Linked DNA regions of Homo sapiens: region 1 is linked to region 2. A link is a loop called in an ENCODE intact Hi-C map of the cell type or tissue named here. Cell type or tissue: ovary. All regions are shown on one strand. Each heading gives the region's core, and the rest is flanking DNA. Links, peaks and the distances in the headings are about the cores only.

What was found. A loop is a pair of places that touch in the nucleus more often than their neighbours do. Peaks named below come from ENCODE experiments on the same cell type or tissue, not always from the same donor. Only the 100,000 strongest peaks of a DNase experiment are listed, where the experiment ranks them.
Region 1: it touches region 2 in a loop (4-fold over the local background); 98 of 110 quality-filtered maps call a loop at or near these places.

The regions. Positions count from the first base shown.
Region 1 is chr10:101,137,647-101,153,898 of GRCh38, reverse strand. It overlaps TLX1 (T cell leukemia homeobox 1), which reads right to left. Exons shown (of 3, transcript NM_005521.4): 3 at 16,110-16,252. It also overlaps a transcript of TLX1NB not described here. Among named protein-coding and RNA genes, the nearest start is that of TLX1, 14 kb to the right of the region's middle. RefSeq lists an enhancer at 10,613-11,417. In ovary, for the core only: no CTCF peak of the experiment used is centred there; DNase peaks (open chromatin) are centred at 7,656 and 7,988.
Region 2 is chr10:101,084,983-101,101,234 of GRCh38, reverse strand. TLX1NB (TLX1 neighbor) reads left to right here. Exons shown (of 3, transcript NR_130723.1): 3 at 10,533-11,914. Among named protein-coding and RNA genes, the nearest start is that of KAZALD1, 31 kb to the right of the region's middle. RefSeq lists an enhancer at 5,596-5,715. In ovary, for the core only: no CTCF peak of the experiment used is centred there; no DNase peak of the experiment used is centred there.

The DNA.
Region 1 (16,252 bases), core at 3,366-11,365, 54 kb before region 2:
TGGTAGTGGGCATCTGTAACCCCAGCTGTGCAGGAGGCTAAGGCAGGAGAATCGCTTAGAATCCAGGAGGCAGAGGCGGCAGTGAGCCAAGATCGCGCCACTGCACTCCAGCCTGGGCGACAGAGCCAGACTCCATGTCAAAAAAACCACAAACAAACAAACAAAAAAACAATTGGCACTTCTTGGGAGGCAGCCTGAACCAGAAAGAAGAGGGGAGAATAAAAGGGAGAGCGGAAAAAGGGTGATCCCTGTTTTGACTCCAAACCACTTTGTACTGTTTGCATTTGCATATTTTACAGTATTTATATATTATAATAATTTTTTTGAGATGGAGTCTTGCTCTGTTACCCATGCTGGAGTGCAGTGGCACAATCTCCGTTCACTGCAAACTTCATCTCCTGGTGAAGCGATTCTCCTGCCTCAGCCTCCCAAGTGATTCTCCTGCCTCAGCCTCCCAAGTAGCTGGAATTACAGGCACCCACCACCAGGCCCAGCTATATTTTTGTGTTTTTCTTTTTTTTTTTTTTTTTTTTTTAGTAGATACAGGGTTTCACCATGTTGGCCAGGCTGATCTTGAACCCTTGACCTCAAGTGATCCGCCTGCCTTGGCCTCCCAAAGAGATGGGATTATAGGTGTGAGCCACTGAGTCCGGCAATATTTATATAATACTTTAATGAATGAAGTGATATAATTATATTTGCCTTACAGAAAGATCTCTTTCACAAGATTTGGGGAACAGGTTTGAATGTGGGCTGGATACTAGATGCTATTAAGTTACTATTCTGAATTTTAGCCATGTACAAAAAGGTTCTTGGTTTTTAGAGTTAATATTATGATATTTGACTTAAAAGGGTTTCTAAGCCCTGGTGAGGTTCAACAAAAGCTGGACCCCATGGGTTTACCTGTCCTGCCCCTGTGTGAATTTCTCCAGCAGTGCTCTGTGACTTGACCAAGAGAAAACGTGAGGTGGTGATGTGGCTCCACCGGGGTCTATTGGGGCATGAGGTGGATGAAAGGACAGGTGAGGGGTTCTAGGCTGTATGGAGAAAGAAAGGAAAGCCAGGAAGTCCCCAACTGTAGTGAACAGCTGTGTGTGTGTGTGTGTGTGTGTGTGTGTGTGTGTGTGTGTGTGTGGCCGCTCCACATCTAAACACCCTTACCATCCAGGAAGAATCTCCCGCGTTGTGTGTCTTGGAGGGAGGGAGAATCTCATCGGCCACCACAGAAGGAAAAGGCCCAGGGTTTCCTCTCTCCACCCCATCAGCAGCAGCTTATGGACACATGACCCAAGTTGAGCCAATGCGTGATCCTGCCCAGGATGACTCAAAAACACAGGGACAGCCAAAAATATTATTCAACATGGGGGCAATGGGGTTGGGATCACAGTGCCAGCAACACTGAGTGCTCAGTGGCAGAGACACCAGTGGAGACTCCTAGCCAGGATGGTCTTGTGATTTGACCTTGGCTGTATTTGCTGCCTTCCCAGTTCTGCACAGCGATTCTTTGGCATTTAGATTCTATGAGCTACTTAAAATCTTTCCCCAAAACTCCCTTTCTCTTTTATCTTTAGGTAAGCCAAGATTAATACTTTTTGTGCTTACTGCCAAGAATTCTAACTAGCATAAAAATTATACCAGAAAAACGATACCAGGTGAAAGATTATCAGAGAAATGGGGGAAATTGGAATTGGTTATTTGGCTTAGTTAGGGCTGTAGGTCTACTGGGATTCAAGAATGGGAATTTGGTAGCTTATTCCATAGGATGAAAACCTGGCTGGGTGCCTTTAATCCCAGCATCCCGGGAGGCTGAGGCAGGAGTCTGAGCCCAGGAGTCTGAGACCAGCCTGGGCAAGATGGTGAGACTCTGTTTCTACAAATAAAATTTTCTAAAAAATTAGCTGGGTGTAGTGGCGCATGCCTGTAGTCCCAGGCTACAGACACAAGGCTGAGGCAGGAGGATCCCTTGAGCCCAGGAGTTCAAGGATTTACTGAGCTGTAATCACGCTACTGCACTCCACTGCACCCCAGCCTGGTTGAGAGAGCTAGACTTTGTCTCTAAATAAATAAATAGGTAAAATAAAACGACATGTCCACTGAGGACCACGCTTTGGGAGACCATCTTGGATTAGAGTGCTGCTTCTAATGCTATAGGACAGCTTATAGAAATTGGATAACAAGCTCAAACTCTACATTAGCTCAAAGTAATGAATTAAACCCATGGACTTTCAATCATGGCTGAAACTAGACCTTATCTCTTGTAGCATCAGGGCTGACGTAAATGAAAACCAATCTTGAAATCTGACCCTAATGGCTCTTAATGTTAGACAAATCACAGTCCTATCAAATTAGAACATGGATTAGAAAAAAGCAGGACCTCGAGAGTTGGGCTGGGGATATATAAGGGATGTCCAGAAGATTCAGACTAACTCAGGCCCCCCTGTCACTGAGCTTCCCTTACAAGCTTATGCAACTTCTCCCCATGTCGGACAATGCTCTTCGCTTGTCTGATAAGGCTGTGACTTTTTCTGGAGTGCCCTTGCAAGGGGACATCATTTATCCTCATGCCCCACCCTCCAACCCAACATGTTCTTCAGACTTACCAAATCCCAGCGTGCCAACTGGAAAAGCAAGCCTGAGAAGAAAAGTCCCCCATATCAAAACAATTCAGGTCTTTAAAACAGGAACGGGGAAGGCGACAAAGTTTAATTTTCACTGAATTTCATATGTAGGAGCACCTGCCAAAGAGTCTAAGATTGGTTCTAGCATCTGGAGGTGGTTCTGTTTGAAGGAGCAGATAAATGAAAGAAACCTGGACTCCCATGTGCTCAAACTAAAACACCAACTTCAGAGTCTTTGATAAGTGCCCTTACATCATTAAAATCAGCCTGATCTAAAGTTACAATGTCAGAAACAGTATACCCTGAAAGGAACCTGAAAAGTTTTTGTTTGTTTGTTTGTTTTTTGTTTTTTATTTTTTTCAGAAACGGAGTCTTGTCCCCCAGGCTGGAGTGCAGTGGCGCGATCTCAGCTCACTGCAACCTCCGCCTCCTGGGTTCAAGCAATTCTCCTGCCTCAGCCTCCCGAGTAGATTGGATTAGAGATATGCACCACCATGCCAGGCAGATTTTTGTATTTTTAGTAGAGATGGGGTTTCACCATGTTGGCCAGGCTGGTCTTGAACTCCTGACCTTGTGATCCACCTACCTCGACTTCCCAAAGTGCTGGGATTACAGGCATGAGCCACCATGCCTGGCTGAAAATTTCTGAAGACAGGAACACTGGAGAGGATTTATCATGGGCCACTTCACCCAGCCACAATGTCTCTGGAAAGGATCCCAGAAGATGTCTCCTTCTCAAAAAACTTGAAAAATACTTTGGTCAAGGCAATAACAGAACCCCTAAAAAGTGCTTTAGTAGACTGTTCACTGCAGGCCACAGGTCTGGGTAAAGGACATGGTGGGAAAAAGTATAAAGAATAATCTTTTGGGATGGACATAGATTGTAAAAATATTTGTGTTTTATGAAAATGATCACCAAAAATACCTGATTTAAAAGGTTTTTCAGCCAGGCACAGTGGCTCAGGCTTGTAATCCTAGCACTTTGGGAGGCCAAGGTGGGCAGATCACTTGAGCCCAGGAGTTGGGGCAACATGGCAAACTTTATCTCTACCAGAAAAAAAAGGCGGGTGTGGTGGTGTGCAACTGTAGTCCCAGCTACTTGGGAGGCTGAGGTGGGAGGATTGCTTAAGCCCAGGAGGTTGAGGCTGCAGTGAGCCATGATCCTGCCACTGCACTCCAGCCTAGGTGAAGAGTGAGACCTCATCTCAAAAAATAAATAAATAAATGGTTTTTCAAAATCAAGTGGACAAGATAACCTACTCTGGATCTCAGTCAGTCTCCTTCCCGGGCACTGCAAGTCCTGCTCAATGTGCTCTTAAATAAATGGGCCCAAGATCAAGAAGAAAGAAAGCTGTGCATAAACTCAACATCTCCCAAGTCTAAGCTTACTGCAAAATTAACCAATTTGCCAGCAACTGGGATCAGCTTCAAGGCCCCTACTGTGTAGAAACTTACCACAAGATACCTCACTGGTGCCTCTATACCATAACGCCAGCGGCACCAATGAGGTATCTGGTGGTAGGCTTGTATATGCCTTTTCTGAGCGTCAAGCTTCAGCTAATACATTCATTCAAGGCCTTATAATTGTCTAGTTTTCCACACAACATTGCTGTTGACAAGAATACATTTTGCAGTTTTAACAATGGGCTAATATCCACTAGATTCACCTAGAGCCTACATTTCCCAGCCTCCCTTGCAGCTAGCTCTTCTCAAAGGAATGTAAGTGAAATATGCACAACTTTGCAGTCATCTTCTTAAAGAGCTTGCCTTGGAGTTGCTGCCCCCTTTCCTTCCTCTGTCAAGGATTGACACAAGTTTGGAAGGTGGCTGCGGAGAATGGCAAAGCTTCCTCACTAGCCTGGGCCTCCCGATGCCTTCACAGAGCAGAGCTATCTGTCTTTCCTAGATGCAAGAGAAAAAATAATTTATATCTTGTTTGAGCCACTGTATTCTGTGTTATTAGAACAGCCTGGTTTGTCCTTTACGGTAGTGTGGTGCAGTACTTCAGGATGAAACATATGCTATGAGCTGGTACTTAATATTTGCTGCTATTTCCCCCATAGCCTGATTGTATGACCCCAAAAAGAGAGGGCAATACCTTCTACAAGTCCCCAGTGACACCCTCACTTTCTGTGACTCTTGTTTCTACTATATTAGAGTTAGAGTCCCCAAGAGAAGAAAGTTCCCACCAAGAGAAACAATGTTTTCACTGAAATGGGAGCATAAATTCTTACCTGGTCACTTCTGGTTGCTCCTGTCAATGGATGAGCAAGGTTAAAGGAGACTATGGAATTGGCTAGAGCGGTAGCAAGTTCAAGTAGAATGTTTTCCTATACAATGGGGCAAAAAGGAGTATTCATGGAATCACAGGGCTCCCTTGGGGTCCCTTGTAGTGCTGTTATGTCCAGGGGTAAAAGTTAATGGAAGACCACGACAGCCCTTTCTAGGCAGGACCATCAAGGGCTCAGATCCCTCAGGAACAAAGGCTTGGCTCTCTCCAGGATAAAGAACCCAAACCAGCCCAGGTGCTGCCTGAAGGCAAAAGAAACAGAATGGAAAAGGGAGGAGGAATGTCATGAATACGAAATATGCAAAAAAAAAGACAATGGTTTTTACGTCCTGACCTGTTGTCATATTAGACAGTCTATATTTTAACTTCATGCATTTTCTTCCATTCTTATTCCCTTGTAATTGTATTATTATTATTATTATTATTACTATTTTTTTTTTGAGATGGAGTTTCACTCTTGTTGCCCAGGCTGGATTGCAATGGCATGATCTCAGCTCACTGCAACCTCCGCCTCCTGGGTTCAAGCAATTCTCCTGCCTCAGCCTCCCGAGTAGCTGGGATTACAGGCAACTGCCACCACATTCGGTTAATTTTTTTTTTTTATTTTAAGTAGAGACAGGATTTCACCATGTTCACCAGGCTGGTCTCGAACTCCTGTCCTCAAATGATCCGCCTGCCTCAGCCTCCCAAAGTGCTGGGATTACAAGCATGAGCCACCATGCCTGGCCACTACTATATTATTATGTGTGATGATTATTAGCTTTACAATTTAGTCTAATCCACAAGTTGCACAATATTGAGACCAGATTCCAACAGAACTAGAGAAGGAAGAGAACAAAGGTATTGAACTTAGAGCTATGAGGCTTTGGATTGTCAGGAAAGTTGAATATATTTTCTGTCATGAGTGACAGTAACATGTTAGGTGGGAGCATTTTGTGGAGGAAAAGCCTGTAAATTTAGGAAGAAAGGCATATGTGAATATTGGGCAGCCAAAGGGGTGGGTCCCCTCGAGTGGGTCCCCCCACCCTTTTTTAACCTAGCATCTGAACACTTCCTGATAGGGAGACTGTCCTCAAACAGGGTAAATATTGGTGGAACAGTTTTAGCTTTTAATATGGAAGTCTAAGGGACTATGCTCTTCCCTCCCATCTCTGACAACTAGTGCCTGGACACATGTCCTACTCTTAGTGTCGTTAAATGATACTCCATGAGTTTTGAATCTTGAGGGAGTGAAGTGAAGATGGAGGAAAAGTTGGGAAATTACTCTCAGTGATGTTCATGCCGGAGTCTAGCAGCATGTGGTGCTAGCAGCAGTGCCTTAACGAAGCATTCCTGTGTTTCCTGAAACTGATGTTCCTTAATTCCTCAGCCTTCCTATTGATCCTGTAAACTACCGAATATCCCTGGAATCAGTGCATTTTTCTTCTCGGGTTAGCTGGACTCAGACTCCACACACTGAGGGACTGCAGAAAATCAAAGACTCAAGGGAGGAGAGTATTCCCTGCAGTCCAGGGTGGAGAAGCACTCTCTAAACCTTATACAGAGGAGAGGGCTTCTGGCTCCGTATTGGTTGGAGGGGACACTGTTTCCTACAGGCCCATTTTATGGACTCTGATCACAAAGCAGACCCGTTTGTCAGGACAACTGGGGTGGTTATTGACTTGCCAGACCAGTCGCCCAGAAATCCAAAGGAATCAGTCCCCTGAACCCCTACCCTGCCTCCAAGGACCATAAAGTCAGAGAAGTATAGAAGTTTCGGCTCCCTGGGGAGGAGGAGCCAGGGCTGGGTTAGCTCCTCGCCCCGCCCCATAACTCCTGGAGATTCCAAAGATGTGCAGAGGGAGTTGCAGGGCCGACTGTGATGAAGCTTACAGCACTGCCACAGGGAATTTCCAAGTGACAGGGACCCCAGGGTGCTTCTCCTCAACGGAAATTAACAGCACCTGAGCTCTCGTGGCCTTGCCCTTGCCCCGATCCTTCAGGGAGGCTGCGAGCTGGGCAAGAGAACTCCAGGGGGATGGCAGGGGGAGTGTGTGTTTCCCCTTCCAGGTTCTCGCCTTCGAAGTCCGCGCCTTGGAATCGTGCGCCCCATCCTCCGGTCGCAGGGCAAATCCTGACCCAAAGGACCCAGCCCTTTTCACGCTTTTCCTAGCGCCTGCCCTTCTGCTGCTGGCAGCTCCGGATCCGGGCGCCGCGCGGTGCCGGGTCGGCTTCAGCCCAGCGCTGCTCGCCAGCCTCTGCCGCGCAATCGTCAGGCGCCAATTCACTACCGCGACGGGCCCGGGTTGAGCTGGGAAGGGCCTGGTGCCCTGTGCGGTGCCCTCGGAGCCCTGGGGCGGCCTCCGCGTAGTCACGAGGTCTCCCACCTCATTCTAGAAATGAGACTCCGGGAGCCCGTCGGGAAAAGCAAGGGGTGCAAGACCCAGGCGTCCTGGAGGCCGTGGCCCGGGTCTGGGGTCCCAGGAAGGGATCGTCCACAAGCGAACCCCACGGCAGACATCATCGAGGCTCAACCCGCCTGAGACATGTGGCCCTGAAGCTCAGGAATCAAGAGACAGCCCCTCTCTGCCAGGGACGGGGACACCACCACTCAGGCCGCCTCCGCAGTCCAGGAAAGCGCGGCGGGGCCGGTTCCTTGTCCACGCGGTCTGGCGGAGCCCTCGCCCCTGGAGAAAGAGTCAGGTTTGGCCGAATTCTCCAGCTGCTGTGGCGACCGTGGGGTTAGAGTCGCACCACCCCTCGCGGAGCCCTGGTCTGGAGTCCGAGCTGACTGGAGGCTCGAGTCTGGGGACTCGTCAGAGCCAAACAGATGGCTACGGGCTGTGTGTTTTTCCCTGCACCCCTGCCGCGCCCTTCCACACCCTAGAGGGCCAGATTTGGAGGGCGACGGTGCAAGATGTCCCTGCCCTCCGGAAGAGGTTTATATTCGGCCTCCTGGATGCCGGCGGGGCTGCGCTTCAAAATGAGAGCAGATTTCTCGTCTTTTCACAAATCTGGTGAATTACATCTCGGCATCTAGCCCGGCCCGGCCCGGACAAGTCCTTGTGGTGGGGTGTGGGGTGGGGCGCTTCTGGGTCATTTACTAACAAGCCCTCCCCCCGCCCCCCACCAGCTTGCCGCAGGGCACAGAGCGGCCTGGGCACAGTGAGGCTGGAGGGAAGCGAGTTTTTCTCACTTACGGGCTGTCTCCAGCGCATGGCCTGGCACCTCCATGCAGGTGTCCCTTGGCAGCTCAGGAGCTCAGTGGATCTCTGTGAACGTTTGTGCTTGGCTTCTTCTGGAGGTGACACCCCAAGACAAGCCAGGACATCAGGCTGCTGTGTGGAGGGGACAGTACAACCCACCCCAGGGCGGAAGGCTCAGGGATGGCTAGGGGCACCTCCCTGGAACTGAAGGTTCTGCTCATTTAGTGCAAGCAAAGACTCCAGGCCTTCCAAAGATCTGTTTCTTCAGCCCATCTCCCACCCAGACAATCCCATCCCCCTGCTCGACTTTACATGGAGGGAGAGAAGCCAGTCTTGCAGAGTCCAGGCTGAATGGAGTCCCACAGGCACTGGAAACCTTGGGGCTTCTATGGGGTTAATAAATTGGTTCCTCCATATTCTTTTGCCCACTCCTCTGCAGAATTCGCCCCAGGGCAATAATCACAATAACCATACCACCGCTGCGCTGCACCCAATTTCTGGCCTGAGATGGGAAAGGGAGAGAAGTCAAAGCCTGCAGATGTGAAGCCTCTGATTCCCAAAATGGGTACAAGAATACAACTGTGTGTCTGTGAGCTTTCATGGCTGGGCTTGCGAACAGGTGTGCCAATGTGCGGGGGCCGATTTTCTCTGACAGCAAGTGAATGGTGAGGGACCATGAAACCCCTATGCATTTTCCTATGAACCTGTTGGACAGGCCTCCCCAGTCTGTGCAATCAGGTGTGGCCACCTGGGAACAAGGTGATTGCATGTGATCCTGAGATTCCCTAGGCCAAAGGTAAGGGAAAGCTGCCCCTCAACTTCCCTCCAGAAATTGAGGGTCTGGGAATGAGGTGTGGAGGGTAGAGCCCCTGAGATTTGTAGGACTCACCCTGAGGGCCCCAGGAAGTCCTGAGTGTGGAAAACCCAGGCCACAACACCTTGGGCTGCTCTATGCCATTCCTGGAGCATCTGTGAAGAGCCAAGTGCTTTTACCTGAGTTATCTCCTTAATCCCCTTAATCCAGGTTAATTACAGGTTGGTCCTGTAATATGGGCAAGGAAATTGCAAGATCCTAAAACTTAATGAACTTACTCAAGGCTGGACAGCAGAGAAGCCAGGCTTAACATTTAGGCTGATCTTCAAAGACACTTCAACAGCTGCTTGGGGCTGAAAGAGGGTTTTTGGAAGAGGGCAGGTGCAGAAGGAGAGGGGATCTGGCATCAGAGGAGCAGTGCCAGGAACACGGAAAATAGCAGGACATAAAACACTGGGATTGGTGAGGCCTGTGGCATGTGGACAGTGCATTCTAAAATGTCTTATCAATGCTCTGGGAAAAAGAAAAGCCAAAACAGCCTATCAGAAGGGGATATTATTTGTGTCCCTATTTTTCATTTCTTTAAATAAAATGGAAAAATGCTCTTAAGCAAATAAAACAAGATTACAAGTCATGTTTGGCAGGCAACTTTAAAACCCTAGGATTAGATCTTAGATGTGGGGAAGTAGTTTAAGACCTTGATGCCTGAAGCAGTGTCAACATTACCAAAAGATTATTCTAAATGTGCAATCTCATCAAGATTCATCTCATCAGGCCCCATCAAGATCTAATGAATGAGAATCCACATTTTAACAAGATCCTTGGATGATTTTTGCACACACAAAAGTTTAAGACACTGGCAGGGGCTATTTGTATATAAATGAATACACCTTATATAGTATACAAAAGAGCCTTCCAGGGATGTTCCCCTACCCCCACCTCCCGTATCGTGTAGAAGGTGAGGGAAGGAGGCAAGGCCAAGCTCACCCGCTCGGTTCTTTCTTTCTTTCTTTTTTCTTTCTTTCTTTCTTTCTTTCTTTCTTTCTTTCTTTCTTTCTTTCTTCTTTCTTTCTTTTCTTTCGTTCTTCTTTCTTTCTGACAAGGTCTCACTCTGTCACCCAGGCTGGAGTGTACTGTCATTATCACAGTTCATTGCAGCCTTGACCTCCCAGGCTCAGGCAATCCTCCCACCTCAGCCTTCGGAGTAGCTAGGACTACAGCCGTGTGCCACCATGCCCGGCCTAAATATATAGCTGGGGGGGTCTCATCATGTTGCCCAGGCTGTTCTCGAACTCCTGGGCTCAAGCGATCCTCCCACCTTGGCCTCCCAAAGTGCTGGGACTCTAAGTGTGAGCCACCACGCCTGGCCTGCCATACTCTTTCTTTTTATAGTTTGATTGAATCTTACTAAGAGGTCACCAAGAAAACCTCTGGTAACTCCCTGACCTTCAAGTCTCACCCTCCTACCCACCTCAGCTCACTCCCCGATCCTCCAATCCACAGAGCAGATGGACAAGGAGAGGAAGGATTTTCCTTTCTGGTTCTCTGTTCCTTTGACTAATAAAGTGTGATTCATTGGCTTCTATTTTTAACTTTCTGTCAGTTTGAGTCCTTCCATTTTCTTGACCCAGAGAAGGGAGGGGAAGAGGTGAAAGTGCACGGAACCCCCTTCCAATCCCACAAGGCTTCAAGCCCTGCTGGGAAGACGTAGAGTGTGCGCTTGCAGTCAGTGCGGGGGAAGAGGGGGCGGCCACAGAGGCCTGGCAGAGTGGGGCCTGGAAGCCAGGCGCCTCACGGGGAGGAAGGTTCCAGTAGACTGGATGGGACTGAAGGCGATTTTCCCAGAGCTCTAGAGGACAAACACCCAGCCCCCCTCTAGACTAAGAGCTCCCTCCATAAAGCCAAATCTGACAGGAGTCTGGTAGGGTCTCATCTCCAATTCTCACTAATTCCATGATACTCCAGGACTCGGCCATCCCTCTCAAAGACCGTGGCTCTAGAGTTAGACCTCATGGTTGGAATGCTGGCCTCACTGTTTACCAGCCGCGGGCTCTCAGGCAAGCTGCTCAACCTCCGCCTCCCTGGTTCAGGCGATTCTCCTGCCTCAGCCTCTGGAGTACCTGGGATTACAGGCGCCCGCCGCCACTTCCGGCTAATTTTTGTATTTTTAGTAGAAACGGGGTTTCACCATGTTGGCCAGGCTGATCACGAACTCCTGACCTCAAGTGATCCGCCCGCCTCTGCCTCCCAAACTGCTGAGATTACAGGCGTGAGCCACCGCGCCTGGCCCCTGCTTAGTCTCTTTAAACTTCAATTTTCGTTATGTATAAAGCAGGGATAAAAATACCACTACCTCATAAGGTAGTTGCTAGGCATGAATTAGTACTCTTAAAGCATAGTGCAGTGCCTGGCACCAGCATATGCTCCATAACATTGCTCGCTAGTGTGATTATCATTCGTATTTTCCAACCTAGTCAGTAACAGCCACCCCTGCATTTCCGAGGGTGCCACGGAGAATACAAGCTCCCAGAGCCTCGGCTCGAAGTGCCTTGCTACGCGCGGCCCCTAGAGGGCGCCCAGAACTCACTCGTTCTGGGTTTCTGTGACCAAGTCCCAGGTCCAGCTCCCACTTCTGGGTGGCTGCTGAATCACGGCCGCGGCCTCCAGCTTTTGGGTCTTTTGGCTCTTCTCGCAGCAACCAAAGAAATGTGGGTTCTGGGTCCGTAGGGCATAAAACAGGAGGGGCAGGAGCAGCTCCCACCAAAGCCTTTCCCCAAGGAGGCACACAGTGGCAGGGGGCCCCCCGCACCCCTCACAATCTTCTCGCACACAAGGAGGCCAGATTTCCCCAGGCTTTGGGCAGGCAGTGGCGGCCGCTGGACCTTCTGGGCCTTGCTAGGGTCCTCAGCCAGTATCTAAGGTGGCCGCTGCTATCCCCAAGCTCAGCCTTAGGCACATGGGGTTCCCTTACCACCCGAGCTGCAGGGCTGGAACCTGAAGCCAGCTCCTAAGACAACCCCCACCCCCAGGCCAGCTGGGAATGGAGTTAGATCCTCCTCTGTAGGGGCTGGGGGAGGAGGGAAGGAGAGGAGGGGTGTCCAGGGGTAACCACTTACAGGAGGTGGCCTGGTCAGGTGTGAGCTTGCACCAGCAGTGCAGGCTCTGTGTGTGCCTGGCACAGCACACCTGTAGCTCCCCTCGTGTAACACTGCACACCCTGATTGTTGCATAGTTGAAGGAGGTATGTGAGGTTGTACCCAGCAATGCAGGCTGTGAGTGGGGGCATGTGAATTGTACCCACCCCTCAACAAAATGTAGGTACCCCATCACTCCCTGGAACTCACCCAGCCCTTCCTCACACCCCAACCTGCCACCCCTCACCCCTATCATGCACAGTCTTTGGAGTCTGCTCTGAGCTCCTTGGAAAACCTGACCTGACTCCAGCCTCTGCTCAGCCTGTTCCTATCAGATTCTCCAGGATAAGACATCCAGGTGAGGGTTCCGGGGTGGGAGGGGCCTCCCTGGGCCAACCAGGCCAGAGCTGAATGGGGGCAGAAGGCATTGGATGGGCCCTTTTGAGCCACGCAGGGAACGTGGTGGCAGCTCCTGCCAGTTGCTTGGCAACAGCCTGGCTGTGGAACTTCAAACTCTGAGCTGATCTGGAGGGTCTGGGGGCCCTGGTAGGGAGCAGGACTGGGGGGCTGTGTGGGAGTGACACATAAGTGTGAAAGTGGGCATGAGGGCAGCAGAAGGAGTAAAGCATGAGGGAGGAGGTCTCCTCTGGCACCTGAGCTGAAGGGCCCTCAGGGCAGCCCCAAGGCCGCAGCCTCCCGGTTGCCCTGCAGCCTGGCTGCTGAGTCCCAGCTGCTTCAGCTGGCTAGAGGTCCTTACTTAGTTGTCTCAAGCACCTGAAGCCTACCTTGCCCACCTGCGAGTCACTCGCCCCACAAGCAGGGCACCCATCTGAGTCCTGTGCCCAGGGCAAACCCCACAACTGCCTGGTAGTGGAGCCACGACAGGGCAGTCAGTGCTCAGGAGGTGCCACACAGCCCCCAAGCACAGATGCGGCCACACAAAGCCGCTATTATAGTTAACAGGTTGAGCCAGATTCTCTGTGTGCCACCCACCGCACTGCACAGGGCCTCTAGGACCCCATCCCTGCCTGGGTTCCTGGGGCCCCTCAGGCCGCCACCCACTCAACCAGAGGGCCAGATCTGAGGGGCAGGGCTCGCTGGCCGCAGGAATTTGGTGATTGCCGTCGGTTCTGAAGCCAAAGAAGGAAGCAGACCTCTCCGCGCAGGCAGGTTTGTTAATTCCCCTTCTCTCCCGGCACCTCTGCGAACAATTATTCCGATCGTTCTTTTTCTATTTTTGAACAGAGACGGGTCATTTCCGGCAGGGGAGGTAGAGGGAGAGTTTCGAGCTTTCTGTTGTGAGTAGTTGGCCTTGACTGTGACCCTCGCAGCCCCCCTCCCCTCCAGCCTCCGCCCCACTTGGGACGGAGTTTGCGGGTCCAGCCGCCACACCGGCCTTTCTCCCTGGCCGCGGCGCTCGGCGGACGCGGGATCCGCTGAGATTCCGTCTCAACGAATTCCGGGCGGAGAGGCGGGAGTCCTGCGTGTCCCGCCGCGCCGCGGGTCCCAGCGTCCCCAGGAGTCTGGCATCCCCGGGAGGCCTAGCCCAAGGGCAGGAGAGTCAGCGGGGCCCTACTGAAAGTGCACGACCCGGGCAGCCGGCGGCCGAACAGCTCCGGGAGCAGGCGAGCGGTATCCGGGAAGCTCAAAGGCCGCCCCCCGGACGCCCCAGGCCCCAGCGCTGGGATTGTACCTACCTGCGGAATGTCCTCTTCTGCATGAGTCCGCGTCGAGCTGGGCAGGGTCCGAGAGCTGCCGGGCTGAGGGCTCCGGCCTGCATGTGCTCTCCGCGGTTAGTGAGTGTGAGCCCTGTGATGTTCCTGAAGATGGGGGCTGGGGGGGAGGGAGGGTAGGAGGTGTTTTGGGGGACAGGGGTGTTGGGCCTAACTGTGCTCAAGAGAGGATGGGAGCGGGGGTGGAGAGCCCAGGCTTGGGAGCCAGCTTGGGGCTGCTGTGTTTGGGCCGGCCAGCCGCTCCCCACCTAACCCCTGTTCCTCTGTTAGGCAATCTGTGTCCAGAAAATGCTCGGAGTTCTCCGGACACAGCAGCCTCTAGAGGCGGTCTTGGGGAATTGGGAGGCGGGAAGAAGGCCACAGTCTCCCCTGGGGTCCTGCTGTGTGATCTGCGCCGGCCGGGAAGCATTGATCTTGAGTCCAAAAGAGGAGAGAAATCGCACCCCGAGAAGAAGGCGCGAGCTCGGTGGCTCCAGTCCTGCGGGAGCAGAGGGGACAGCAGACCTGCCCAGGTAGAGGGAGACGACTTCTGAGGTGCTGGAGGCTATTTCTGGATTTTGCGCGGCCTGGCGCTGGGTGCCACAGCCGGTGAATGCGGGAGACCTGCAGCAGACCCGGCGCTGCCGCCAGAACCTGCTCACTACGCTCCACACAGCTCGTCAGGGCCCAACCTGAGCACTCCGCGGGCCTGCGGGGATGGGGCGGAAAGGCTGGCTGCTGTCTTCGGACCCTGAACCCTCCCCTCTTTTTCTCTTTTCTTCATGTCTACACAAAGTGAGTGACAGAAGCCCCCTCTTATGCGGATATCCCAGGGGACCCCAGATGAGGGGGTGGATGACCAAGCCCACCCTCCACTCAGCCGAACTTCCCCATGGGCTTGCTGGGGTGGGAAGTTGCTGTGCTCACGACCTGTGTCACAGCCCTCATGGCTGCCGGGCAGGGGCAGGGTTGGGGGACAGTGGTTCTGACAGTTAGGGTGGCTCCCCACCCTCAGTATCCCGCAAACACTTCTGCAGAGCTTCCAGTGACCCCCACACCACGAACTTCCACTTTCAGCTGAAAAGTTCTCTCACTCTCCCATCCCAGAGAAAAAGCCTCTTACCCCTCCATTTCAACTCACCCCTAGGGTGATGAGTTCTGTAGACCCTCCACCACACAGCTTCTTCCAGAAAAGCAGACCCAAGTCAGTCTTGTCTAGGATAATTCGAATAGGCTGGGGACTGGCTGTTATGCCTGTGTGCATGTGTACTGTGGCTGCAGGTCTGGCAAGGGTGGTCTGGAGGGCTCCTGGAGGTTCCCAGAAAGTCAATTCTTTAGATCTCTCCTAGGCCAGGCTAGTGCTGGGAACTGGTAGGTCCCACTTACAGCACCAGAGAGGATTCTGGCCTTAATTTCTGATTCAATGTGCCCCAGTCTCTGCAGCTTGCTGGGTAAGCGTCTAGAGCCCCAGAACTTCAGCAGATGTTGGTCCCGCCACAATGTATCTGCGTATCGCACAACAGACTCCCACCAACACATACACCATCAGCACACAATTACACACACTCATACAGAACCATACCCACCCACTTGCAGTGATGGTCTCCCACAGTGATCCACACTCCCCACTACCTTTACTCCCCCAATTACATTCTGTCACACACAAGTAAATACAGGGAAAATGCACAGCTCACACATAATTACATCTCACACACAATTACACCCATAAAATTCAAGATGATCCACTTCAGAAGCAGTCACACATTTCACAGAAAAATAGATTTACAAAGAGAAACTAATACATATTCTCCCAAACATCAACACGATTCATACATAATCACAAACAATGGTTGATTACACAATTACCCAAAAAGAAACAGTCACATTCACATACGGTTACACACACACCACTACAAGCCCGTGCATACAATGATAGTTTCGATTTGCAACTTAAGCAGAAACAAGCATTTACACGCAAGAATTGCAAACACAATTATACACTTAAATACCATTATAAATATTCACTATTTGCTCGCATTGCTGATTGCTCACATTATCACAAACACACCACACACACACACACACACACACACACACACACGACTCTCACATCCAAAGAAATCCACATCCTCTCAGGCACTGGTAATCCCAGGAGAGCCTGGCTCTCCCTGCTCTCCTCAACTCTGCCTTCTCTCCATCTGTCCTCTTCCTTTCCTCTCTCCAGAGCCTTAGGGTCCTGCCCCGCAACATGTCTCTCAAGTTCAGGTACCAAGGGCTGCCCCTGAAGCATCAGCTCACACACCAAACCCAAGTAGCTGAAGGACGCTAGGGTCCGCAAGGAGCAGGCAGCCCTGACTCCGGATCCGGAGGCTTTTATTTATTTTTTTCACATAAATTACACAAGCACTTTATAAAATGGTTACACAGAAAACACCTTATAAGTGCATAAATTAACACCCCCCCACCCCTCAAATGGGTTCTGGAGAAATGGGCTGCATT
Region 2 (16,252 bases), core at 5,144-13,143:
GTGGTTCTCAAGCTTGGCTGCACATTAGAATCACCTGGGAGAGCTTTAAACCTATATTTATTTTATTTTGTCATTTTATTTGCTTTTTTAGAGACTATCTGGAGTGCAGTGGCGTGATTATAGCTAACGGTAGCCTCAAACTCTTGGGCTCAAGTAATCTCCTGCCTCAGCCTCCCAAGTAGCTAGGACTGCTGGTGTGCACCACCATGCCCAACAATTTTTTTTTCTTTTTTCTTTTTTTCTTTTTTTCTTTTTTAGGTAGAGAGGCGGTCTCGCCATGTTGCCCAGGCTGGTCTTGAACTCCTGGCCTCAAGTAGTCCTCCTGCCTTGGCCTCCCAAAGTGTTGGGATTACAGGCATGACCCACCATTCCGTGCCTAAACCTGTAATAATGCCTGAGTACCAACCCAGAAATTCTGGTCTGGGGGCAGCCTCAGCATCAGGATCTTTCAAGTCTTCCCTGGGTGATTCCTGTCTGATGTGCAGCCACGGTTGAGAACCACTGTGCTAAGTAGATGATTTCCAAATGTAGGTGCATGGACTAGGTGCCCCAGAATCATTTGAGGAAGCTCAGGGGAGGCTGGGAATGGAAGTGAAACAGGGCTGAAGACCCTGGGATCTTAGTGGGGAATGGCCTTCAGAAGGTCAGAAGGGGAACCTGAAGTGAGAGCCTCCTACTGGGGGGGCCTTCACCTCCCCAGAGGGAGGAGGCAGCAGAAGCCACAGCATGCTGGGCTGGGGTGAGATAGAGGAGAATCCCCTCAGATCCAGAGGAGAATAATGAGTGCTGATGGGCTGGTGCCGGTGGGGCAGGGCAGCCTTGGGTCAAACATGTGAAGCTGGAGTAGACAGGTATGGCACCACACCTGCTCACTCTCACCATCCCTAACCAGTCCTCCTGAGCCTGGACCTCTGGCCATGTAGCCTGCAGCTCTGGGACACCACCCACCCCAGCTTGGCACTTGGCTGGGGCCTGAGCATGTTGTGGGGGTGCAAGTGGGGGAGAGAGGCAGAGGATGGAGATTGCTTATTGACCTTCCCAGGGACCTACATTTGACAGATGACAAAGTGCTCCACCCACACCTGCACCTCGTCCTCATGATTACCCTGTGAGACAGTTTCCTCCCCATTTGCAGGTAGCGACATGTAGACTCAGAGAAGTCATGTGCTCAAAGCCACAGAGCTGGTCAACAGCAGAGCAGACGTTGGCCGTTGGAGTTCTGGGATTTTTCCTCTAAGAGACAGCAACTGTCTTTCCCATGCGTGTTTGTGCGCTCACACAATCATACACTTGTAAGCAGTCACACCCCACATGGTCACACTAGTGCACTGCTCTGTCATACTCATTATTTCAAAGACCCACATGTTTACACTCTCATACTCAGCCTGGACCCCACCTCACAGGCACACACCCACACACAGCCACAGACGAGCACACTCCCAATCTCCAGCGTGCACACTCACAAAGACACAAATGTGCCCATACTCACCCTAATGAGCCCCTGGTGGCCCTCCCTCCTTCCAGAGCTCACGTGCCCTGCCCCTTCCTCACTGTGTGTGTGCATGTGCATGGCAGGGATAGGAAGCAGCTGTCTGGCTCCAATAGTCCACCTCCCATCCCTCCACCTGCCACATTGTGGCTCCAGCCCCAGGGCAGAGGCTGCCTGTGTTTGGGCAGCAGCCAGGGTTGAATGAGTAAGAGGAACCAGAACAGAGATCAGAATAGAAACCCCACCCTCATCCAGACCCTCCTCAAGAACTCAGAGAACCAGAACCCCCCAACTCACATCCTGCAGCAGAGCCAGAGCTGAGCTCTGAGAAAGTTTGCCCTCAGCCGTGTGGACAGGGAGCTGACACATGACCAGGTTCATTTGGGACTGAGACAGCTTCCCTGGGTCTCCAGCAGGACTCTGGGGCCCCCTGAGTGGCCCAAGGGTCTCTTCAACCCTGAGTACTAAAGAGAGAGAGCCCCCTACAGAAGCCATGACCCTGAGCTTTCAAGGGGCTGATGGAGCCAACACAAAGTAAACCCCGCTCTCTACAGCACATCCGAAGCCTGGAGCAAAAACCTTGGGCTCAGAAGTCAGAACTAATTGGGTTTGAATCCAGTTCTGCCACTTGCTAGTGGAGCTAGTGCAGCTTTGGAACATTTACTTAACCTCTCAGCTCCCTCATCTATAAAGTGGGGCTGTTATATCCGTCTGCCTTGTAGGACAGAAAGATCAAATCGCAAAAGCATCTGGCACATCACATGGGAAGTGTTCGATAAATAGGAGCTGTTTTTTGTTTTCCTTGCTATTATCATTATATATATATATATATATATATATATATATATATATATATATATATATATATATATATATATATATATAATTAGAGACAAGGTCTCATTCTGATTTCCAGGCTGGAGTGCCATGGCACAGTCATAGCTCACTGTAGCTTCAACCGCCTGGGCTCAAGTGATCCTCCCCACTCAGCCTCCTGAAGTGCTGGGATTACAGGTGTGAGTCACCGCCCCTGGCCCTATTGTCATTATTTTTATTTTATTTTATTTTTTGAGATGGAGTCTTGCTCTGTCACTCAGGCTAGAATGCAGTGGCACCATCTCAGCTCACTGCAACCTCTGCCTCTCGGGTTCAAGCGATTCTCCCGCTTCAGCCTCCCGAGTAGCTGGGATTACAGGTGCCTGCCACCATGCCTGGCTAATGTTTGTATTTTTAATAGAGATGGGGTTTCACCATGTTGACCAAGCTGGTCTCGAATTCCTGGACTCAAGTGATCCACCCGCCTCGGCTTCCCAAAGTGCTGGGGTTATAGGTGTGAGCCATCGTGCCTGGCCCTGTTATCATTGTTATTAAAGGTGTTCCCAGATGTGATCATTGCAGAGATCAGCCAATGGGCAGATAAGCTGAGGTGGCCATTTGGGAAAAGCAGAAGGCAAGGGTAGGGGCAAAAGCAGGTACTGGGGGAGAATTCAGAGAGGGTGCAGTGAGTAAGAGGGCTCCTTCCCACTAAGGAGAAGCGCAGCTGGAGGGGCTGCTGAGCATGGCCTCTGCTGGGTCTCCTGGTTCCTGCCACAGAGATCAATGGGAGCTGGGGCCTCTCTCTAGTCATGGATGCCTGGCATTCCATCCTCTGATGCTCCAGACGGAAATCAGGGCCCACTCATTAGCAGGCACCACGTCCTGCTTCCCATTGCTCCCTGAGACACCTCGTTGTATTCTCCAGGGACTCCAGGGAGCCTGGAAGGTTTGAATTTTTCTCCCTTGTGGGCAATCAGACTGGGAAATGTGTTCTGCTAATTGACCTAGAGAGGGGAAACCAAAGCACAGCTTGTGCAAAGACCACACTCCAAGTCACAGGGACAATCCAACAGAGCTGGGTCCAGGATCCCTGACTTCTGCTACCATCCTCAGACACTGACCACAAGGTCTGAGAGGGGATTTAAAAAGATCTCAATAGGCCGGCCTGGGTTGAGGAGTCAAGATCTTTGTCCTCTGGAGGTGAGGCCAGACTTAGCCAGCAGCTGGGAAGAAGGAAGGCTTTTACAAGTCACGTCCCCACTGAAAAAAAAAAAAAAGGCTTCTGTTACATGAGACTGGAGAGAAGCTGGGAGACAGAGAGAGAGGTACTAAGACCAAGACACTGTCCCCTCTGTGGCCTGGGCCTACCTGAGGAGGCCAGTTACCCACGAGCCCCTGCTCCCCAGGGCCCTATCACTAGGAGCAGCTCTCATCACCTCCAAGCCCAAGCAGACCCCCCTTTATCAGGCCCCCTGGCACCAGCCTGTCTGAGCCTCCACCACCTCTGACGCCCAGGACGTTTGTTTTGGTATCTGTGGTGGCTGTAGTCAGAGCATAATTGAAGTTGAAACACCCACTTGGACCCCCTGAAGGATAAACAAGCGGGGCTGGGGCAGCCTTGGAACAGATGTGAAGACAGACATGAAGACAGCAGGTCCAGGAAGCCAGGCAAGCTGGCTGGGAAGGGCCAGAGGGCTGGCGGGAAGGGAAGGGGACCAGGCAGGAGGACAGTGAGGAGGCCAAAGGTGTGCCCACTTCCAGGGCGGTGGTGGCAGGGAAGTCAATACTCGGAGGCCAACTAGAAAAACCTCACAACTCACCCATCCTGGTCTGGGGCTGCCCTCAGGAAGCTGATCTAACGAGGGCATGAGCCTGGCTCTAAGGAAGTGTCTCGTACAGAGGTTCTCAGGCTTTAGGAAGCTTGGTAACAATTCAGTTATCTGGACCTCTTCCCCACAGTTTCCAGCTCAGTAGGTCTGAAGTAGGCACAGGACTTGCACTTGGGGAAACACTGGTCTTCATTGATGGGAATGTCTTGACCTTGCCTTCAGGAGATAGGGCCCTGCCTGGGGTTGGGAGTTCCCATCAGAACCCAGAGGGCCTGTTGGGGTCTGGGAGGGGCACTCCAGAATCCCAGCGGATATCTCCAGAGAGCTTAGCGGTGGGATGTACAGCAAGGACACCTAGGCAAGAACTGCCAAGGAGACACAGAGTTCCAGATGTTTTCCTAGGACTCCCATCTAGGCAGCTGGGGCAAAAGGAGGCCTTCAGAGCCTTGTTCTGCCAGCTTTGCCCTCTAGGCTCAAGGTATTTAAAGGACCGGAGCCCGCATCTTTGCTGGAAAGCAGCTCACTGGCTGGGTAACAAGGCAAATACTCTGCATCCTCTACACCATCCCAGTGCAGGCTCCGCCCTGCCTCAGTAGGTGATGTAAGGTGTGTGGGGAGGGGGTTGTGGAGGGGTGAAGGGCTGGAGGGGCACTCTGGCAAGCCCAGTGTTGCAGCCACAAGTCTCCTGAATCTTAGGACCCATTTGTATCTCTGAGCAGCTCTCCACTCTACATACAGGAGTGGGAGGAGACAGTGGGCCTGTGCGGGGACAGGTGTTCTTGATGGACTGGGTCTAAGCAACTCACAGTGCTGCATGTGTGCAGTGAAACAGATCCTGAGGGCGGGGCTTGCTGGCCCCCAGCTGACCACAGTACACAGTAGCTCCTGTCTTGGCTGCCTCCGAGAGTGCCCCAGCCAAGAGAGAGGGGTTGGGATGCAATGGATCAGAGCCTGGGAAGGACAGCCTGAAAGTCAGGCTGCAGGGGTGTTGGGCCAGGGCCAGGGAAGTCCATCTGGCAGCACCCACACCCTCTGGGGTCCCACTTGCCCACATACACCTGGGCCCCAATTTCCTCTCCTGAGACCATCCCATTTGAGGATGTCACCATGAGTGGTTTGATGTGTGAAGTGGGTCCTGTACTTTGGTCCCCTGAGGCTAAGAGCTCTCCCTGTCAGCAAGACCCCCTCTCCACCCACTCCCCATCACCCTCCGCTGGCGGATTCCCACCTTCCCAAAGGCATTTCCTTACCCAAATGCAGCCTCCCACCTCCCTGAGCTACTGTCCTGGGTATCAGGGCTGCCATCTGGTGGCCATTGCCATAACTACTGCCACCACCTTTTCCTGAGGCTGAGGCCATTTCAGAGGTGTGGCCAGAGAGCAGCACAGACCCCAGGGTAGGACAGGGAGCTGGGAGAGGCAGGTCTTCTGCCCCCGTGGACACGCCCACATCCTGCTTCCGGTGATGGGGAACTCCCAAGAGTTGGCCTTGATTGGCGGGAGAGTCTCTCAGGTGGTGAGCAGGAACTTCCAGGTAAAGGCTGGAAGGCTTTACTCTCCCGGAGCCTTAGGAAGCCCTGGGGCCACCCAACAGCCTCCTCCGCCCCATTCTGCCCTGTCTCTCCTGTCCAGAGCTGGAGAGGCGAGGCCGCAGCCCTGTTTCCTGGAGCTGAAGAGGTCCTATATATGCTCCTGGGGGGACAGATATTCTTGCATGGGGGTCCCCACTCCCTATCATCCTCTCAATCCCATGCCTGTGGCTCCATGCCTTGACCCACCAGTGAACACAACTAGGTGGACCCGGAGGTCTGAGGATTCACCTTGGAGATGGGAGGATGGAAGGCCTCATTACAGGATTCCTTCGCAGCCCAGCCACAGTGAATAATTTATGTACAAGGCGGAGAAGACAATAAATCAGCGGCAGTGATTAACATGAGCTATTCTACGCGTGGAAAAGATCTATGGCAGGAGGCTGCCAGGTTGCTGGTGATTAATGCCACTGTTTGCACTAGCTTCTGGGCCTTTATATTCAATTATGGGCCTGGAGTGTGTGTGGGGTCCTGGGATGGCATGGGGGACACTGGGGGCCCAGAAGGGAAGGCTTGATGCCTAGGACCAAGAGTGAGGTGATGACAGGTGGCAGTCTGACCCGTGGGCACCTTTACTGATGAGCAGGTGAAGTTAGTGGGATGGAGCAGTGGCTGTTTCTGTAATGGGAGTCACTTTATCCCTGGGGTCACTTCTAAATACTAGTCAAGGAGGTGCCTTGGTAAGTGGGCACAGGTGGAAGGAGGTATCCTTGGGAAAACCTGACTCTTCCAGAGTCAAGGGTTGGGTTTCTGAATCCCCTGCCTGCCCTGTGCTGCCATGGCCACGCTGCTAGGAGTGCAGGAACATCAGCCAGCCAGCCTGGGGTGGGGTCGGGGTGAGGTCAATGCTGGAAAAATTCCCCCACTGGCAACAGAGCCAGGGAGCCGGGGCCTGTCTCCACACTCTAGGGAGGGATGGCGGCAGGAGGGCGGGCTGGAGAAGAAGGCTCTGGGGTCTCTCTTCCCAGCTGATCCAGGAAGCCCGGGGAGGCCTCCTCCCTGGATTCCCACACTTGGGCCCCTTGTCCTCAGCCAGCTCCAGCTGGCCCCCGTCAATGCAGGGGCTCCAAAGACTAGTGGCGGCTTCGGGGTTAAGCGATTTCCCCCTGCCCAGCCCCCGCCCCAACCCTGGCTCCTGTCAGCTCCTTTCTTGTCTTCCTCCTCCTCCTTCTCTTTGGTGACCTCTGTGCAGTGTGGCTCTGCCTCCCCACAGAACCCCAGGGCTGTCATGAGGCACAGGGTTGGTATGGGGGAGGTGGGCTGACAGCTGGGCTCAGGGACCCTCTAGGCCAGGCTGGACTGAGGGGTGTGGAGAAACCACCCCCGCCTCCCTGCATCCTGGCTGGGAGCCGGCTCTTTCATTCTACCCACAGACCAGTGCTTCGGAATTCCAGTCCATGGTGGGAGGACATGCTGAAGGAAAGGGAGAAGGGAAGCTCAATGCCCTGGCCAGGGTGGGAGAGGGCACAGGAGGGGGCTGGCAGGGGCAGGCCAGAGTTTCTGGCTGAAGAGGGAAATCTCTGGTTCATCTCCCCCACCCCTCCTGCACACCTCAAGGCTTCTCAGGGAGCAGTTCTAAGTCCAATGGTGTGTGTCTGTGTGTGTGAGCCTGTGTATGAGAGTCCATATGTGTCTCTGAAGAGTGTCTGGCCCGTGGCTGTGTGTGTCTGCGTGTCTGAGCACTGCTGGGTCTCATGAGGGCCTGTGTGGGTGGGTGGGTGAACACACAGGCTTGAAGCTGACCCCCTCCCCGGGGCCCAGCTCACAGCCCTGCCTAGCCAGCCTTCCCCCACAGCAGTCTTCCTCAGCCCCTAATCCCCTGTTTGCCTGGCTCATCCCTAGGCTCTTTGGGACTCCATTAATGAGCCCCGGCCACCCCAAGACAAGCCCCGAATTAACTCCACTGCTGACCCTGACATGGACACCTGTAATTAGGCCAGCAGCAGCTGAAGCAGAGAAGCCCCAGGGGCTCCATGGGGTGAGGGCAAGGCTGGGCTGGGACAGGGAGCCTAATGCTCAGGAATGCTCTAAAAGCTGGGCCTGGCTCCAGGGCCTGCCACCCGGCTCACCTCTAATACCGTCCAAAGCCTCCCAGACAGGGCTCCAGGGGGATTACCTGTGGAGGGGCCCTGAAGGTGGGCAAGGCAGCTCAGCAGGCCTACCGTGCCAGCTCTGGGGGGCGGCCTTCAGAAGGAGAATGCTGCCCTCTTGGCCTTAGAGCCCAGCAGCCTGGCCACAAGGTCCTCAACAGCCCAGAACCTGTGCCCACGATGGCAGCTACCCAGGGAAGAGCCAAGTGCAGGCTGACTGGCCCATCTCCCTCCCTGTGGCCAGAGGGCCGGCCCCTCCCCTCCCCTAACTTGTTTTGTTTGCACAGTGTGTCCCAGTAGCTCCATCGCATTAACCCCTGACCCTGACTGAAACTCTCCCTCCCTTCTGACAACCGAGTTTACCTAGTGGCTTTCTCAGGCTTAGAGGGGAGGGCTGGCTCCTGTCCCTCCTGTCCCACCCCTCCCAGGGGAAGCTGCGCTCCCTGTCCTGCGTGCTCTCCTTGGGACTCCCCCATCCCGGGAGCTGTCCAGGAGTGTGTCTGAGAGCAACTGAGGTGGCTGAGCTGAGCACCTGGGAGGCAGCCCCTCTGCCGGTTTGACACCGGGGGTAGACAGTGCAATCATCTTCATGTGCAGTCTGGCAATATCTATCAAAAATGTTCAATGAACATGTCAGTTGACCCAACAATTCCGCTTCGAGGAATTTGTCTATATATGTCCTGCACTTGTGCTCAGAGAAATATATCAAGGTATTTTTGCAGTACTGTAAGAGCTAAAGACTAGAAACAGTCTAGGTTTCCATCTGGGGCACAAGCAACATGATTAAAACGTAGCCATATGATGGAATATCATACAGCCATCCAAGAAAACAATGTAGGCTGGGCGCAGTGGCTCACACCTGTAATCCCAGCACTTTGGGAGCCCGAGGCAGAAGGCTTGCTTGAGCCTGGGAGTTTGACACCATCCTGGGCAACATAGGGAGACCCCCATCTCTACAAAAAATGTAAAAGTTAGCTGGTTTTGGTGGTACACACGTGTGGTCCCATCTACTCGGGAGGCTAAGGTGGGAGGATTGCCTGAGCCCTGGAATTTGAGACTGCTGTAAGCCATAATCACGCCACTGCACTCCACCCTAGGTGATGGAGTGATACCCTGTCTCAAAAAAAAGAAAAAAGAAAGAAAGAAAGAAAACGAAAAAAGAAAAAAAAAGAAAGAAAACTATGTGTTTCTGCATGTACACATATATTATATAAATATATCCCCAAAACTCTGGAAAAATAACAACCACATCGATGACAGAGGGATGAGAGGGTCACTCTGTGCTTCTGTATATACAAGAAGGCTTCATCAAACATTCTTGTGTTATTACAAAACAAACAAGAGCTCACAAAAAGAATAACAGCACGACAGTCACTCATCTAGCTGTCTCCCACTACATAGCTCTGGAACCCTCCTAACCATGCTGTTTTTATCCTCATGTTACAGAAGGTGAAACCGAGGCTGAGAGTGGTTATGCAACGTCCCCAGTCATTCAGCACACACAAGTCAAGCCATGCCCTAAAGCTCAGAGATTGTCCGTGCCATCTCTCCTTGAAGATGACATTTCTTCCATGTTCTGAGCCTCTTCAAGGGTGTGGGCATTGGGGCTGAAGTTAATGATTTTCCCCCTGGACTTCTATGAACAGCACAGAGTAAACCCTTTCCCTTCCTGTCCACTTCACCACCTCCAATCCCCAGAGGAGCTGCGCGGGAGCCCAGCCAGGGGTGGGTGGTGCCAGAAGCCAGTGCAGCTTCTGGCCTTGGCATGGTTGCCAGCTTCCCCATCAGCTGCTCCTGCCAGTGAGAGCCCACTACCCGTTCCCCGCGAACAACCCCCTCCTCGCCACAGAGCACCCCCTTAATTACACTTAATGGCAAAGACCATAAGAGCTTTATTAACTTTATTATGGACCCAATTAGCAGTTAATGCCCCATGACTACTGTCCCCCCCAGTATCCCATTAAACAAAATGAAGCAGTCTTCCCTGCTTCCCTGCTGGGTGGGGCCTGAGGGGACAGGGAAATCCATCTTCCTGGGCCTGATTCTGCCCCCTCAGGCCCACTGGACACCAGCTCAGGCCCTGGAGCTTCCCGGGGACTAGGGCTGGGCGCTCGGAAGACAAAGATTAATCAGCAAGTATTTTGGTGCCAGCCATTGAGCCCACTCACCCACACACACATCCACACACATGCACACATGTGCACACGCAGACACACACACTCACATATACACAAAGCCTGGCTGATGTCCAAATAGCCCCTGTCTCAAATCAAGGATGTGGAGATACACATCCCTCAAACGCAACCCTATCTAGCGCGCCAGCATTCTCCAGCCTCGTCCAAGCAATCTTCAGAGCTGGGGTGCTCATGTTGAGGGCCTCTGCCTGGACTTGTCACAGTGAGAGATCAGAGAGCTGGGAGGTGAGAAGACTGAGGGCGAGGAAGGAGAGCCTCTTCCCTGAAGCCCACACCCTCACCACACCCCAGGCACTTCCCCACTCTGGCTGATTGTTTCAAATATTTATTCAGCACCACAATGTGCCAGACACAGAGCTAGGCCCCCTCTGCCATCTCACTTGGGCATCACAACAACCCAAGGAAGTAGGTGTGATTTCTCCCAATTTACAGACACAGAAACTGAGGCACGGAAGGATCAACAGGTTTAGAAACAGGTGTTCTATGTGATTTGCCTGAAAAGATCTCTCCTCTCTTTTTCCCCAGCAACCCACCTTGCCCCATCCTGAGGCAGAGGAGGCAGAGATCACAGACAGCATTCTCTCCATTACCTACAGACGGAGAATTAAAGCGCAGAGAAGCTGCGAGGGACAATTGTGGTGATCATGACAAGACAGCCCTCGGGATCTGAATCCACATCCACCTTGATGGGTTGAGAGGACTAGAAACCAGAGAACACCCCCATCTCTAATGCCGCAAGAGGCCCCTGATGCAGGATCTTGCAGGAATAAGAAGGCTCCATGGAACGGGACGAGGCAGGAGCAGAGAGGAGCCATGATACGTTAACTCTCCCAGTCACCCCACTGATCAAAACCTTAAGACTTGAGGATTCTGGTTCCTTGTGCTGGGGGTCTCCATCTATCCCCACTCAAGCACAAGAACCACCTCAAGATGGGACAGGGACTTGGGTCCCTCCATCGGCTTTGGTCTCAGATAAGGAAGAAACATTATGACTGACAGGGCAGAATGGGTGGCTGCCCTGAGCAAGGGGGCGGGAGCCCAGGAAAGGAAACCCTTGAACCTTTGCTTGGAAACAGGCTCCTTGTTCCTGCTCCCCCTCCCCAGGGCTGCGTCATCCTGGAAGCAACCACTTGAAATGGGTCCTAGGGAGCCTGGGAGAGGGGCTGGCCTAGTTCCAGCCTCCAGCGCCTGGCGCCTCAGACAGGCCCATGTCCCCAGTCCTCCTCCAGCCTAGCCCCAGCTAGGGTCAGGAGGTGACAGGGAGAGTTTTCCTCTAGGCCCTTCTAAGTCAGGATCCACTCCCACCCCAACACACACCCAGCATGGCACCCCTCCAATTGCTCCATCCCTGGGGAAGGCGGGGGGCATGGGCAAGTCAGCACTCTCTCCTTTCCCAAGAGGCCATGGGGCCTGGGGAGGGGGCAGAGCCTACTCCCTGGGGTTACTTGAGGGCAGAGCACTGGGGAGCCTCCCCGAGTGGGGCCCCCACTCTTCCCTTTGCCCCGGATGAGTGTTCTCTGACACCAGGTTCCCCGCCCCACCCTCTAAACAAACAGAAGCATCACCCTCCCCACCCTTCTCAAACCCAGAAGGATCTGGTGCCCAGGTCACCTCAGCTGGAGAAATCCAGAATCCGCCTACGGAGAACACTGAGGAACCTTGGTGGAGGCAGGGGTCAGAGGGGACAGTGACATTTGAGGGCCTTGGGGGAAAGTTAGCCTATGCTGAGCTGAGGCTCTGGCTAGGGGCCCAGTATTGGCTTTGCTATTTCCTGGCTGTGAGAGCTTGAGTGAGTCTTCCAACCTCTTTGAACTTCAGGTTTTCATCTGTAAAATGGGGCTGATCACAGAATTTGCTTCATAGGGCTCTTTGCGAACATTAAAGTAGTAATGTATAGAAAACCTTTAGCCAGTTTCTGGCACTAGTCACTGTTACAGCATTGCTGTCTGTAGCGACGGGGTGGTCCCTGATTGGTAATAATGAAAATGATAATAGGGAATACTGAGGGCATCACAGGGGCCATAGCCCCTTCCACGAACCCTGTGCCTGGTTCTCACTGAGCATGGAAGAAAGAACTCACAGTTCACATCAGCCCTCCAAGGCCCCCACTACTAGCAGCTCACCCTGGCATAACAATTTCAGAGGACTGACGAGGCCCTGGCTCACTCCCAGCAGTCCCTAAAGGTGCCCAGCACATCTTCTTACCTATTTACCTCTCTCTCCCTCTCTTGTCTTCTCCCTTCCTTTCCCTGGAGCAAGGAGGGAAAAAGAGATATCAGAATTTGAAGGATGTGAAAATTAGCCAGAGCTGAGAGAGGTGTCAACTTCAAGGGGGCTCCCCCATCCCCACCCCTTCTCTACTCAAACGGTGGTGTTTCCACAAGTCTCTGCAGGGAGACCCCCACCCCCTAGGTGTGGACTGACACTGTCAGGTGGGAGGAGAGAGAAGGAGGAGAGAAGGCTGCCCAGGAAGAACAGCAGCCCCAGCCCAGGAGTCTGTGCCCAGGATGGGACCTCCACCCAAGCCACACAGAGCTCAGGTTTGTGGCTGAGGCAAAATAGCCCGGAGGAGGGGATCTGTCTCACCTTCCTGATTCCAGCTTCCCTGGCCACAGCTGAACGTGTTGGGGCCAAGCTGGCTGACTTAAGGACAATTCTTTTCCCGAGAGTTGAGAGGGATCTAGGGCACTGTCCTTTATCCCAAAGTACCTTTCCAGCCCCACCTCTGGCCTGTCTGAAGGTCTTTTTGGAATTCCTGCCTCGATTTCCCCACCTCTCAAAGAGTGCCATGAGCTGGTCCTTGCTCTACCTTCTGGGAGTGGTCAGAGGAGCAGTGGGTGGGAGCTCCGGGAGAGGAAGCCCTGCCGCAGGAGCCCGTCCCCTCATCCTGTCTCTGTCATCGTTAACAGCCGTAATTATTATTACTTGGAGAGACAGACCAGAGGTGGTCAGGGACATGGTTGGGGTGAATGAAATGAAAAAGTCCTGGGTACGTGCCGTCTCGCCAGGTTAATACTCCTGCCTGTCGGCCTGACAGCTGCAAGATTGATTACCCAGGCCTCCCGCTCTTTATAACTCGATCAGTTGAATTAATCTCTGGCTGTCGGCCCATCTGATGCCTGAATCACAAATTTAATTTGGAGGTGCACAGCTCCTCCCCCATTCCGTCTCCCCCTTCCTCCCAGCTTCCCCCCTTCCTCCCCAGCTCATCCCGTCTTCCTCCTTCCTTTTCCTTTCCCGTTTCCTCCTCTCTCCTGCTCCACAGTTTCCTGTTCCTCTCGCTCTTCCTCTTCTCTGCAGCCTTTCAAGGCCCTCAAGGGGACAGTGGGTGGAGAGGAAGGAGGGAGAGGGGGAGTGGGTTGCCCTGAGTCAGCAGCCCCCTACCCAGACCAGGAGAGGGGTCATGTGCCCCCACCCACCGGGCGAGGTGCCCACCCCAGCATGCTCCACCCCAAACAGAGAAAGAGGCTTGGCTGACACTAAGTAAGACATATTAATGTACTAAAGACTTAATGAAGTTGGGGCGGGGGGGTGAGGGGTGGAAAGTGATTGCTTTATTAGTTTATGGCCGATTAATGGGGACGCCATTACTGTGATGGAGATGGATTGCTGCTGTCAGCAGCCTGGGCCGGGGCGGCCGCCGCTCCTTTCCACGGGTGGTGGGTGCCCCAAACAGAGTCAGAGAGAACTTCATTAGAAGCATCTACAGGATCCCACCTGGGAAGGGCCCAAGGCTAAGCTGGAAGGATGGCGACAGGGACTCAGCTCTAGGCTTTGGAGGGGAATTCCAAGGGGTCAGGGGCTGGGAGCTGACATCAGTTGGGATGGGGCAGTGGGGCTGTGCGGTGGCCTGGCTCTGGACCTGCACATGCGAGGGGTTCCATAGTCACCTGGGGAAAAGGAGGAAGGAAGATAACCACAGAATAACCAGTGCCCACTTGACCTGCCTGAGACACCTTCAGGATGAAGGGAGTGGAGAACAAGGGAAGCGGGCCCCATTCTTCTGCCCTTCCTTATTGGGAGCAGTGCACAAAGACCTGGGCCCACCAGCCCAGAGGAATGGGCAACCCACCAAGCAGCAAGGCTGCCTCTAACACTAGAATCCCCAGCTCCAGGGCCAGGGACTTCCCATACTCTCTAAGTAGATAGAGGTGAAAACCACATTGCCTCAGTTACCTCTGACCACTGCCCCCAGGCAGCCAATGGGAAGCAACGCCAAGGAAGGCGAGGAGTGGACTTCGGGGAGAGCGGACCTGGCAGACACCACCCAGCTCTGGGCTTTCTCCTTCAGGACTGGAGGTCCTGACACTGGGCAAGCTAACCCAGACACACCCCATCCCTTCATGCCTCCTTCTGGGACCCTGTTTTCTATGAAGAGGGAGAGTAAATGCTGGACCCAACACAGCTCTGCTTCAAGGGGCTGCTTTCTATTTGGAAGTCTCTAGGTTCCTCCAGACCTCAGGGTCTTCTATCAACTCCTGTCTCTCAGGCATATATGACATTTTGGCATGGCCATTTTGATGCAAAAACATTAAACTTTCAGGATTTTAAAAAATCAAGTTATGTGGCCAGGCATGGTGGCTCACGCCTGTAATCCCAGCATGTTGGGAGGCTGAGGTGGGAAGATCACTTGAGGTCAGGAGTTCGAGACCAGCCTGGCCAACATGGTGAAACCCTGTCTCTCTACCAAAAACAAACAAAAAAAAGTAGCTGGGTGTGGTGGGTGGGTGCCTGTAATCCTAGCTACTCGGGAAGCTGAGGCATGAGAATTGCTTCAATTAGGGAGATGGAGGTTGCAGTGAGCCAAGATTGCACAACTGCACTCCAGCCTGGGCAACAAAGTGAGAGTCCCTCTCAAAAAACAAAAAAATCAATTGATGTTCAAAATAGACAGTGCCAGCCCCTCCCTAGCGCCTACTCTGTCCTGAGGCCCTCCCAACCCAAACCCCATTTTGAGAGGCATCAGGGATGAAGATGGATTCCATATGGGCTCAGAACCACAGCCTGTTGACCAAAGTACATAGTACCACAAACACATTTTGATGCAAGTTAGGCAAAACAATAGTGGCAAAATGATAGAGCCAAAATTCCCTCTTTGGCCTCTTTGCCTGTTCCTCACCATGTGTGTAATTCTCGCTGAGTGTGTGTGCCCCACTTACAATGAGTTACTGTACATCCAAACGCCAGTCCATGAGTCATGGCTAGCACATGGTATCATGTGTCTGCATGCCCTACAAGGGCCTGTATCTGTGTATGCTTGGGTGTCCGTCCTCATCAAGGTGCGGGCACTCCCTGCTGGGCACCGTGGTCACCACTCTTTGCCTGCTCAGGCCAAGGACCAGCAATCGGTTTAGGGGTCATCACCCAGGCACACCCCCCAAAGGAAGAGCTACCTGCTCACACTAACTGGGAAATAAATACCCTGTTTCTGAGAGTAATTTAATTATTGGCTCCTGTGGACTAGTGGGTAATTAAATTCCGTAGCTCCCAAAGTAATTAATTGCTATGCAAATAGTAATGCCCTCTGCTTTGGAGAGAAGGATCCCGGCCTGAGTTTGCCCTGCAATTAGAAGCTAATAATTACCCTGTCAGTTCCCAGCTTTTGCCGGGTAATTACCTGCTGAAGCCCCACTGGTCACTGAGGGCTATTCCCATCAACTGCCACTGTAGCTCTGGCTCTGGTGGCCCCAAAAAGCCAGAGCAGGGGACCCCCAAGAGTGCTGGTTAATCCTGAGGTTCTCCCCATCCTACACCATGTCCACAAGCCCCAGGAGTCCCATAGAGACACACTTACTTCTGACCATGGGAAACTCAGGATGGGATCTCCTTAGCCTCCCTTTGCTAAGGAAGAGGTGCCCCATCTTCTCAATGGCTAGAATCCTGTCAGATAGGTTCACCCAGGCTGGAGTGCAGTGAGCCGAGATCAAGCCACTGCACTCCACCTCCCAGGTGGAGTTCAAGCCACTTGAACCTCCACCTCCCAGGTTCAAGCAATTCTCCTGCCTCAGCCTTCCGAGTAGCTGAGATTACAGATGTGCACTACCACACCTGGTTAATTTTTGTATTTTTAGTAGAGACAAGGTTTTGCCATGTTGATCAGGCTGGTCTCAAACTCCTGGCCTCATGTGATCTGCCCTCCTCAGCCTCCCAAAACAAAGCAGGCATTTTGCAGCTTCCGCACACCTTCTCCCAGGTACTCAATAAACACTAATCTAGGTCCTGCTGTAAAGGGGCTTTGAGGATGT